Linked DNA regions of Homo sapiens: region 2 is linked to region 1. A link is an interaction called in ENCODE POLR2A ChIA-PET data of the cell type or tissue named here. Cell type or tissue: Caco-2. All regions are shown on one strand. Region 1 overlaps B4GAT1-DT (B4GAT1 divergent transcript). Region 2 overlaps PACS1 (phosphofurin acidic cluster sorting protein 1).

Region 1 (5,000 bases):
CCTACGTTAAAAAAGAAGATCTCAGAACAATAACCTGACTTTAGAACTTAAGGAACTAGGGGTCAGGCGCAGTGGCTCACACTTGTAATCCCAGCACTTTGGGAGGCCAAGGTGGGCAGATCACGAGGTCAAGAGATTGAAACCATCCTGGGCAACATGGTGAAATCCTGTCTCTTCTAAAAATACAAAAATTAGCTGGTCGTGGTGGCACACCCCTGTAGTCCCAGCTACTTGGGAGGCTGAGGCAAGAAAATCACTTGAACGCGGGAGGTGGAGGTTGCAGTGCAGTGAGCCGAGATTGCACCACTGCACTCCAGCCTGGCAACAGAGCAAGACTCCGTCTCAAAAATAAATAAATAAATAAATAACTTAAGGAACTAGTAAAAGAAGAGCAAACTACACTCAAAGGTAGCAGAAGGAAAGAAATACTAAAGATTAAAGACAAACAAAATGGAGGGAAAAAAGCAATAGAGAAAATTAATGAAACCAAAAGTTGGTTCTTTGAAACGATCAACAAAACTGACACACCTTTAACTAGATTGACTAAGAAAAATAGAGAGAAGCCTTTAAGGTACTAAAATCTAATACTAAGAAATGCAAGTGGTAATATTACTACCAATTATAGGCACACCTAAAACATATTGCAGGTTTGGTTTCAGACCACTGCAATAAAGCAAATATTGCAATAACTTGGGGTTTCCCGGTGCATATAAAAGTTATGCTTGGCCGGGCGCGGTGGCTCATGCCTGTAATCCCAGCACTTTGGGAGGCGAGGCGGGTAGATCAACTGAGGTCAGGAGTTTGATACCAGCCTGACCAACATGGTGAAACCCTGTCTCTTCTAAAAATACAAAAATTAGCTGGGCGTGGTGGCAGGTGCCTGTAATCCCAGCTACTCGGGAGGCTGAGGCAGGAGAATTGCTTGAATCAGGGAGGCGGAGGTTGCAGTGAGCTGAGATCGCAGGATTGCACTCCAGCAAGACTCTGTCTCAAAAAAAAAAGTTATGCTTATGCTACATTGTAGTCTATTAAGTATGCAATAGCATTGTGTCTAAAAAACAATGTATATACCTTAATTAAAAATATTTATTGTGGCTGGGTGCGGTGTCTCACACCTGTAATCCCAGCACTTTGGGAGGCCATGGTGGGCTAGGGCAGATCACCTGAGGTCAGGAGTTTGAGACCAGCCTGGCCAACATGGAGAAACCCCGTCTCTACTAAAAATACAAAAATTAGCTGGGCATGGTGATGCGTGCCTGTAATCTCAGCTACTCGGGAGGCTGAGGCAGGAGAATCACTTGAACCTGGGAGGTGGAGGTTGCAGTGAGCTGAGATCTCGCCACTGCACTCCAGCCTGGGCAACAGAGCAAGACTCCATCTCAAAAGAAAAAAGAAAAAAAAAAAACCTTATTGCTTAAAAATGCTAGTGATCACCGGAACCTTCAGTAAGTCATAATCCTGAAACCTTTAGCAAGTTGTAATCTTTTTGCTGGTGGAGGGTCTTGCCTCGATGTTGATAGCTGCTGACTGATCAGGATGGTAGTTGCTGAAGATGGGGGTGGCTGTGCCAATTTCTTAAAATAAGGCAACGATGAAATTTGCTGCACTGATTGATCCTTTCATGCAAGATTTCTCTCTAACATGCGATGCTGTTTGATAACATTTTACCCACAGTAGAAGTTCTTTCAAAATTAAAGTCAATCCTCTCAAATCCTACAGCTACTTTATCAATTAAGTTTACATAATATTCTAAATCCTTGTTGTCATTTATCAATGTTCACCGCATCCTTGCCAGGAGTAGATTCTATCTGAAGAAACCACTTTGATGATCCAGAAGAAGCAACTCCTCATCCATTCAAGTTTTCTCATGATATCGCAGCAATTCAGTTACATCTTCAGACTCAACTTCTAATTCTAGTTCTCTTGCTATTTCCATCATATTTGCAGTTACTTCCTCCACTGAAGTCTTGAACCCTTCAAAGTCATCAGCGTATTCCAAGGTCTCCAGTGCAGTGGCATGATCATGGCTCACTGCAGCCTAGACCTCTGGGTTCAGGTGATTCTCCCGCCTCAGCCTCCTGAGTAGCTGGGACTACAGGTATGCGCCACCATGGCTGGCGATTTTTTTGTATTTTTAGTAGAGACGGGGTTTCGCCATGTTGCCCAGGCTGTTCTCAAACTCCTGGGCTCAAGGGGATCTGCCTGCCTTGGCCTCTTGAAGTGCTGGGATTACAAGCGTGAGTCACGACGCTCGGCCTCACTTTCTTATCTTTTGTGTGTTCACTGGGGTAGCACTTTTAATTCCTTCAAGAACTTTTCCTTTGCATTCACAACTTGGCTGACCATTTGGCACAAGAGGCCTAGCTTTCAGCCTATCACAGTGTTTACCATGCCTTCCTCACTATGTGTAATCATTTCTAGCTTTTGATTTAAAATGAGAGAAGTGCAACTCTTCCTTTCACTTGAACACTTAGAGGCCAACATAGAATTATCAGCCTAATTTCAATATTTTTGTGTTTCAGGAAATAGGGAGGTATGAGGAAGGGGAGAACAGTCAGTCGGTGGAGCAGTCAGCACACACACAACACTTACTGATTTTTTTTTTTTTTTGAGACGGAGTTTCGCTCTGTCACCCAGGCTGGAGTGCAGTGGCACGATCTCGGCTCACTGCAAGCTCTGCCTCCCGGGTTCATGCCATTCTCCTGCCTCAGCCTCCTGAGTAGCTGGGACTACAGGAACCCGCCACCTTCAATCTGTAAAAAAAAAAAAATGCAATTATCTGTGACGTGCAATAAACCAAAGTGCAATAAAGTGAGGTATGCCTGGCTGGGCGTGGTGGCTCACGCCTGTAATCCCAGCACTTTGGGAGGCGGAGGGGGGTGGATCACAAGGTTAGGAGATTGCAACCATCCTGGCTAACAGGATGAAACCCCGTTTCTACTAAAAATACAAAAAAATTAGCCAGGCGTGGTGGCAGGCACCTGTAGTCCCAGCTACATGGGAGGCTGAGGCAAAAGAACGGCGTGAACCCGGGAGGTGGAGCTTGCAGTGAGCCTAGATTGCACCACTGTACTCCAGCCTGGGCAACAGAGCGAGACTCCATCTAAAAAAAAAAAAAAAAAGTGAGGTATGCCTTTACCCAGAAGTAAAAAGGACTATAAGAGAATACTATGAATAACTGTATGCTAACAAATCAGATGAAATGGACAAATTCCTGAAAACACACAAACTACCAAAACTGATGCAAGAAGAAACAGGAAATCTGAACAGACCTATAACAAGTAACCAGATTTAATCTGTAATCAAAAACCTCCCAACAAAGAAAATCCCAGGACCAGATGGCTTCACAAGTGAATTCTACCAATCACTTAAAGAATTAACATCAATCCGGCTGGGCGCGGTGCCTCATGCCCGTAATCCCAGCACTTTGGGAGGCGGATGAGGGCAGATCACCTGAGGTCAGGAGTTTGAGACCAGCCTGCAACATGGTGAAACCTCGTCTCTAGTAAAAATACAAAAATTAGCCAGGCATGGTGGCGCACACCTGTAATCCCAGCTACTCTGGAGGCTGAGACGGGAGAATCGCTGGAACCCAGGAGGCAGAGGTTGCAGTGAGCCGAGATCATGCCACTGCACTCCAGCCTGGGTGACAGAGCGAGACTCTGTCACAAACAAAACAAAACAAAACAAAACAAAAAGAATTAACAACAATCCTATAACAGTGTAGTGTGCAAAGTAAAAAGAAATTTACAACAATCCTTCTCAAACTCTTCCAAAAAATAGAAAACACTTTACAACTCATTCTATGTGACCTGAGGCCAAACTAATATACAGACCATCCCAAGAAAACTACAGACCGTATCTCATATGAATATAGATGCAAAAATCCTCCACAAAATACTAGCAAACCTAACCCAGCAACATATTAACAGAATTATACACCATGACCAAGTAGGAATTATTCCAGAAATGCAAGATTGTTTAACATACAAAAATCAATCAGTGTGGCCGGGCACGGTGGCTCACCCTGTAATCCCAGCACTTTGGGAGGCTGAAGCAGGTGGATCACTTGAGGTCAGGAGTTTGAGACCAGCCTAGACAACATGGTGAAATCCGTCTCTACTAAAAATACAAAAAATATTAGCTGGCTGTGGTGGTGCACACCTGTAATCCCAGCTAGTCAGGAAGCTGAGGCAGGAGAATCACTTGAACCTGGGAGGTAGAGGTTGCCATGAGCCAAGATCGCGCCACTCACTCCAACCTGGGTGACAGAGCGAGACTCCATCTCAAAAAAAAAAAAAAAAAAGAAAGGCTGGGTGTGGTGGCTCATGCCTGTAATATCAGCACTTTGGGAGACCGAGGCGGGCAGATCACTTGAGGTCAGGATTTCAAGACCAGCCTGGCGAACATGGTGAAACGGCATCTCTACTAAAAAATACAAAAATTAGCCAGGCATGATGGCGCATGCCTGTAATCCCAGCTACTCCGGAGGCTGAGGCATGAGAATAACTTGAACCCAGGACGCAGAGGTTGCCGTGAGCCAAGATCGCTCCACTGCACTCCAGCCTGGGAAACAGAGCAAGAACGTCTCAAAAAAAGAAAAAGAAAATCAATCAATGTAATACACCACATTAATAGAATGAAGAGGAAACACCAAGTGATCACCTCAATTTATGAACAAAAAGCAAGTGACAAAATCCAACACGCTTTCAAGATAAAAAGCATGTGACAAAGTCCAACACTCGTTCAAGATAAAAAGCATGTGACAAAGTCCAACACTCGTTCAAGATAAAAATGCTGAATAAACAAGGAATAGGTGGAAACTTCCTTCACCTGATAAAGGGCATTTATGAAAAATCCACAAATAACATCATACTTAATGGCGAAAGACCTAAAGCCTTCCCCCAAAGATCAGGAACAAGAGAAGGATACGTGGTTTCACCGTTTCATCTCCTCAACATTGTACTAGAAGTTCTAGCTAGAGCAATTTGGCAAGAAAT
Region 2 (5,000 bases), 110 kb after region 1:
GCAAGTTCTCTACTCCTGCGTCACAGGGACCTGGAGCTGTGATATAGAGAGGCCTCTCCCTGTCTGCAGTCCATCCCGGACAGCAGTGGCCAGAAAGGCCCCCTTCATTACACAGTGGCAGCTGCCTCAGCCCCTAAAGTACTGGAGCTCAGCAGAGAGTGACCAAGCGACTCTCTGCAGCCTCGGTTTCCTGCATGACAGAAGGAATGGCCTTGTCCCTCGAGGGGAGGTGGGACTGCCCCCTCTGCACCCCATGCCAGACCATGGGATGCTTCTTCATCCCAAATATCCCAAAAGCAGATTTATTCCCAGGCCCTGAGAGACGAGACGGGAGGCCTGGTGGCCCATGGTCTTCCCCGGCCTTGGGGGTACTTACCTTTCTTGTTCTTTTCTTTGGTGACCACAGTCATGGCCATGGTGCCAGAAAGCTGGGCCTCCCCACTATGGGGCAGGCGGGACACCTGCACTGAGCGGAAGACACTCTTGAGGGTGTTCTTCGAGCTGGCGTCCCTCTTGTCGCCTTCCCTCCTCCGCTCCCCGGGGTGGCCCAGCCAGTAGTCCACCTGGAGGCCAATCACGTCCCCATATGGGCTATTAGGGCTCCTGAGGAAAGGGAACAAAGAGGAGAGGTCAGCTCTGCCTTCAGCTCCCAACTACATAGGCCTGATGGGGTAGGGGCCATGCCAGTCCCCGGGAGGGCAGGCTGAGGAAGGCTGCAGCTCTGTTCCCTCCAGCCACACAGAGCAGCTCATGTAGGAGAGGAGAATCAGGCTGATCTGAGAACAAAGCTGGGGAGAATAAAGGCCCAAGTCACGAAAAGGAAACCAAATAAAATCTTCACAGGATGACAAGGGCAGCAGAGAAGGAAGCTTTATGAAGGAAGAAAGTGTGTGTGTACATAAGTGCATGCGTGCACACACATATACACACATATAACACACACACACACACATACACGCCCAGCAGGCAAAGCCTGGGCCAAACTGAGCCTCGAGCTGGAGAGAAGGCCTGAGCCCGGCAGAAGCCCCTGCGGGCGGCTCCAGTGCAGCCTCAGGACAGCAGCTGGTGCCACCCGACCTGCAGCTTTCTCCTTTTCATGGCACTCTTAGCTCAGCGATAATTTTAGCTCCCGGGAGAAGGGCTGGTATGTCTTGAAAGGAGGTGTCAGACACAATAGGTACACAGGCTAGGAAAGTCATCTGACTTTTCTCTTTCTGCCTCATTTTGGAGGTTCCATTAAAAAACAAGATTAACTTGGAAGGGAAAGGAGGTAGAGGAAAGGGTTGGTGCCAAGGCTCCCCAAACCCATGCTGGACAGAAACCCTTCCGCTGTGGGGTGAGATGAGAGAAAACGCCTCCAGGAGGCCAGGAACCTGAGGTCCCCAGGGCAGAACTTGGCTGCGTGGGTACTTCCTCCTTTCCTCTACTGTTCCCTCCAGAAGACCCTGAAGGGAAGTGCCCCGAGGAGCAGAGGCTGAGGGAGACCAGGGACTGGGATTCTAGCTCCGGGGCAGGCTTCGTGCCACCCAACACATTACTAGCACTTTGGGGGAAGCCACCGGCCAATGCCATCCTCGCTGTTGCTACAAGGAAAGGGAAGAGGCGAAGGCGGAAGGCAGCGAAATGGGGGAAGGGAAGGCAGGCTGCTCCTTCCCAGCGCTGACCACGCCTGCTCTCCTCACCTCGGCCTTCTTGTCAGGAGCCCACCCCTCCACCCTCTCTCTGCCCCCTGCTGCTGGACCCTTGATCTAAACTGTAGATACTTGAGATCCTAAAGACACGGCCTCCTGCTATATCACTGCTTCCAGTGGTCTCAGAGATTCAGCCTGAACCCGAGCTCCGCCGCTTGCTCCCGCGCCGGCTCCAGCTCTAGCGCCTCAGCAGGGCTGCCTCACTGTGCCAGGCACTGACACGCATGTTCTTTTTCTCTTTTTTAGAGACGTGGATTGTTTCCTTTAGAGAGGCCCTCTGACTGTCACCAAAGGAGACAATCCACGTCCCTAAAAAAGAAGAAAAAAGGAAGACACTAGAAAGAACAGCCCAATCCACGTCACTACGTGGCCCAGGCCTAGCTTTGAACTCCTGGGCTCAAGCGATCCTCCGGCCTTGGCCTCCGGAGTGGCTGGAACTACAGGATGAGGCCTGGTTTCCACGTTCTTATGTAACCTGCTCCACAGTCCTGCAAGGTGGCCACTTCACCTCTTTTCATTAGATGAAATTGAAGTTCAGTAACTTGTCTAAGCTAAGGCAGTGCAGAGACAAGACAGAACCACTCAAACCCACGTGTGTTTTATTTCCCAAGTGCCATGCTCTTTCTTGCACCTGGGAGGTCCCATAACAACACCTGGGAGGTCCCATAACAAGACACTTGCACAGCACTTCACAGGCCTCTGCCAACATTGTCTCATTCAACCCAATACTGTGAAACAGGGCAGAAAGTGTCCTCCCATGACCAGGCCGGCTAGTGATATGTCTCTGAATTCTAACTTTAGTGTTTTGGGTTTTTTTTTGAGAGACAGGGTCTTGCTGTCACACAGGCTACAGTGCAGTGGCGCAGTCATGGCTCACTGCAGCCTCAAATTCCTGGGCTCAAGCAATCCTCCTGCCTCAGCCTGAGTAGCTAGGACCACAGGTGTGCACTACCACGCCCGGCTTCCTGTGGCTACCTTCTAAGCCCATGCGCCTGTCACTGGAATCAGCCGGGTGGGCCTGATGGAGGGCATGGCAGGACAGGTACGGGCAGGAGCCTTACCCCACGATGGCCAGGGCGCTGCTCATAGATGGGGAGGAGGGAGGGGTGGCCGTGGCGTCTCGGCTCAGGCCCGAGCTGGAGGGTGGTGATGTGGAGGGCACAGTAAGGCTGACCACAGGAGAATCGTCCCCATCGCCTGTCAGGGGACAAACGACAAACACAGTTGGCCAGAGGAAGCTATCTCTGACTTGGTGGTGGCAAGGAGCCGGGGTTCCTCCCATCCTGTGGCCTGCTTTCCTCCTTTGGCCCCAGGCTCCTTCCACCTCCCCCAGCCACCACCGCAGCAGGGGAGTGAGGGCGCCCATAGGCTTCCTGCTCAAGCTCTGACTTCCCTCAGGGCATCCAGAGCTTAACTTCTGGCCTGCTGGACTAGAGGGAAGACAGGGAGGGCACCAGCCTCACTCCACAGAACAAGGGAGCCCCAGCCTCACCTGCTGTGGAGGGAGAGTCTTCAACCAGACCCACCTTCACCACCTGCAAGGAGAGAAGAGGCACTCATTAGATCCTCCTGTTAAAGCAGGCATGTTCTGATCCAACCAGAAACACATTGGTGGCACAAGAGCCATCACTACACATTATTTTATTGCCGACTTTAAAATCTTTGCAAATCTGGGCTGGGCGTGGTGGCTTATGCCTGTAATCCCAGCACTTTGGGAGGCTGAGATAGGAGAATCGCTTGAACCTGAGAGGCGGAGGTTTCAGTGAGCTGAGATGGCGCCACTGCACTCCAGCCTGGGCGACAGAGCGAGACTCCATCTCAAAATAAATAAATACATCAAATAAATAAGTAAATAAAAAAATCTTTGCAAATCTGGAGCAGCCCAGCTGTAGAAACAAACAAACAAAAAACAACAAAACCTAGTTGCAACAATGAGATGGGGCATGCGAGACTTTGCAGCTCTTCTCTGGGGATAAAGGGCTGAAGGCAGGAATCACTGTGATGTCCTGATGTTGTTTCTCTAAGGTCCTGTGGGCAGAGGGCCTAGGAAGATGGCTCTGTCTCTGCCAGGTGGGAGAGTCTAAAGCCAAGTGGACGTGCTAAGGTGTGGACACCAGCCTTCTCCTCTCTGGTCTTCCTGGAATCTGGAAGTGTACTGAATGGGGGTGGGGGGGTTCTTTAGGAATTTTCAATTCTCCATAGAGAATTCTGGAAAGGACAGCCTGGGCCCTCCAGTGGCTAGAAAAGAACACAGCCACAGACTAGGTGAGCATCCAGGCTGTGGTCTGAAGTGACAGGTAAAGTCCTGGGCCCTATCACCTGGGCCCAGGCCTAGGCAAAGAGGCAGCTGGGCTGGGAGTCCAGAGGGCTGGACCCTGATGGGGCGAAATCTACCGCACAGGCCTGCAGGTGGTTGCCTGGAGGCTGCCGCGACAGCAAGGCTGTGTTTGCTGAAGTCTGTCCCGATTCTCTATGCGCCCTTCTTTTGATTCCCAGAGAGGAACAAATTGCCACTCTGGGGCTTCCTGGATACAACTCCCCTTCTCTCCTTGTTTGCCTGGCATTTGGTGAGGTTGCTAGCTCTTTTGGTTTTTAATTTGTTTTAAATTTGTTATCTCTCTGTCTCTCTCGGTTGCGAGGCCTGAGTGAGCAGCAACTCACAGCTCCACGAAGATGTGTCAAACCACCAGCCACAGCTATGGGCCATGGTCTTGGGGCCTGTAATGTGGCTATGGGAGCAGCCCAGGGGCTAACCGGGGACTGGCTAGACTGCAGGACAGGAGGCTCTGCAAGGCACGAGAAAGGGCTGCTGGATTTCCCCAGCTCAGGTATCTCCTGAGATCACTCAAGACACCCACATCTTGGATGCGCAGAAAGCAGGGAGAGCAGGGAGCTAGGCCCCCTCATCCACATGAGCCCCTCCCTGTCTAGAAGCTACGAGGGAGCCTCAAGGAAATTACAAAAAAAGATACAAGCTGGTGGGGCATGGTGGCTCACGCCTGTAATCCCAGCACTTTGGGAGGCTGAGGCAGGTGGATCTCCTGAGTCCAAGAGTTTGAGACCAGCCTGGGCACCATGGCGAAATGCCATCTCAGCAGAAAAATACAAAAATTAGCCGGGCATGCCGTGCACAGGGGCTCAAGCCTGTAATCCCAGCACTTTGGGAGGCCAAGGCAGCCGGATCACGAGGTCAAGAGATCGAGACCATCCTGGCCAACATGGTGAAACCCCGTCTCTACTAAAAATACAAAAATTAGCTGGGTGTGGTGGCACGTGCCTGTAATCCCAGCTACTCGGGAGGCTGAGGCA

The links. Peaks named below come from ENCODE experiments on the same cell type or tissue, not always from the same donor. Only the 100,000 strongest peaks of a DNase experiment are listed, where the experiment ranks them.
Region 2: POLR2A ChIA-PET joins it to region 1 with 10 read pairs; 2 of 35 experiments call an interaction of 5 or more read pairs at or near these places.

What each region holds. Positions count from the first base shown.
Region 1 is chr11:66,351,208-66,356,207 of GRCh38, reverse strand. All of the region lies in intron 1 of B4GAT1-DT (B4GAT1 divergent transcript), which reads right to left. Among named protein-coding and RNA genes, the nearest start is that of TRS-GCT3-1, 5.6 kb to the right of the region's middle. In Caco-2, no CTCF peak of the experiment used is centred here; a DNase peak (open chromatin) is centred at 2,847; H3K4me3 peaks cover 481 bases.
Region 2 is chr11:66,237,030-66,242,029 of GRCh38, reverse strand. PACS1 (phosphofurin acidic cluster sorting protein 1) reads right to left here. Exons shown (of 24, transcript NM_018026.4): 20 at 3,184-3,226; 21 at 2,753-2,888; 22 at 377-603. Among named protein-coding and RNA genes, the nearest start is that of KLC2, 18 kb to the left of the region's middle. RefSeq lists enhancers at 2,311-2,822, 2,823-3,334. In Caco-2, no CTCF peak of the experiment used is centred here; no DNase peak of the experiment used is centred here.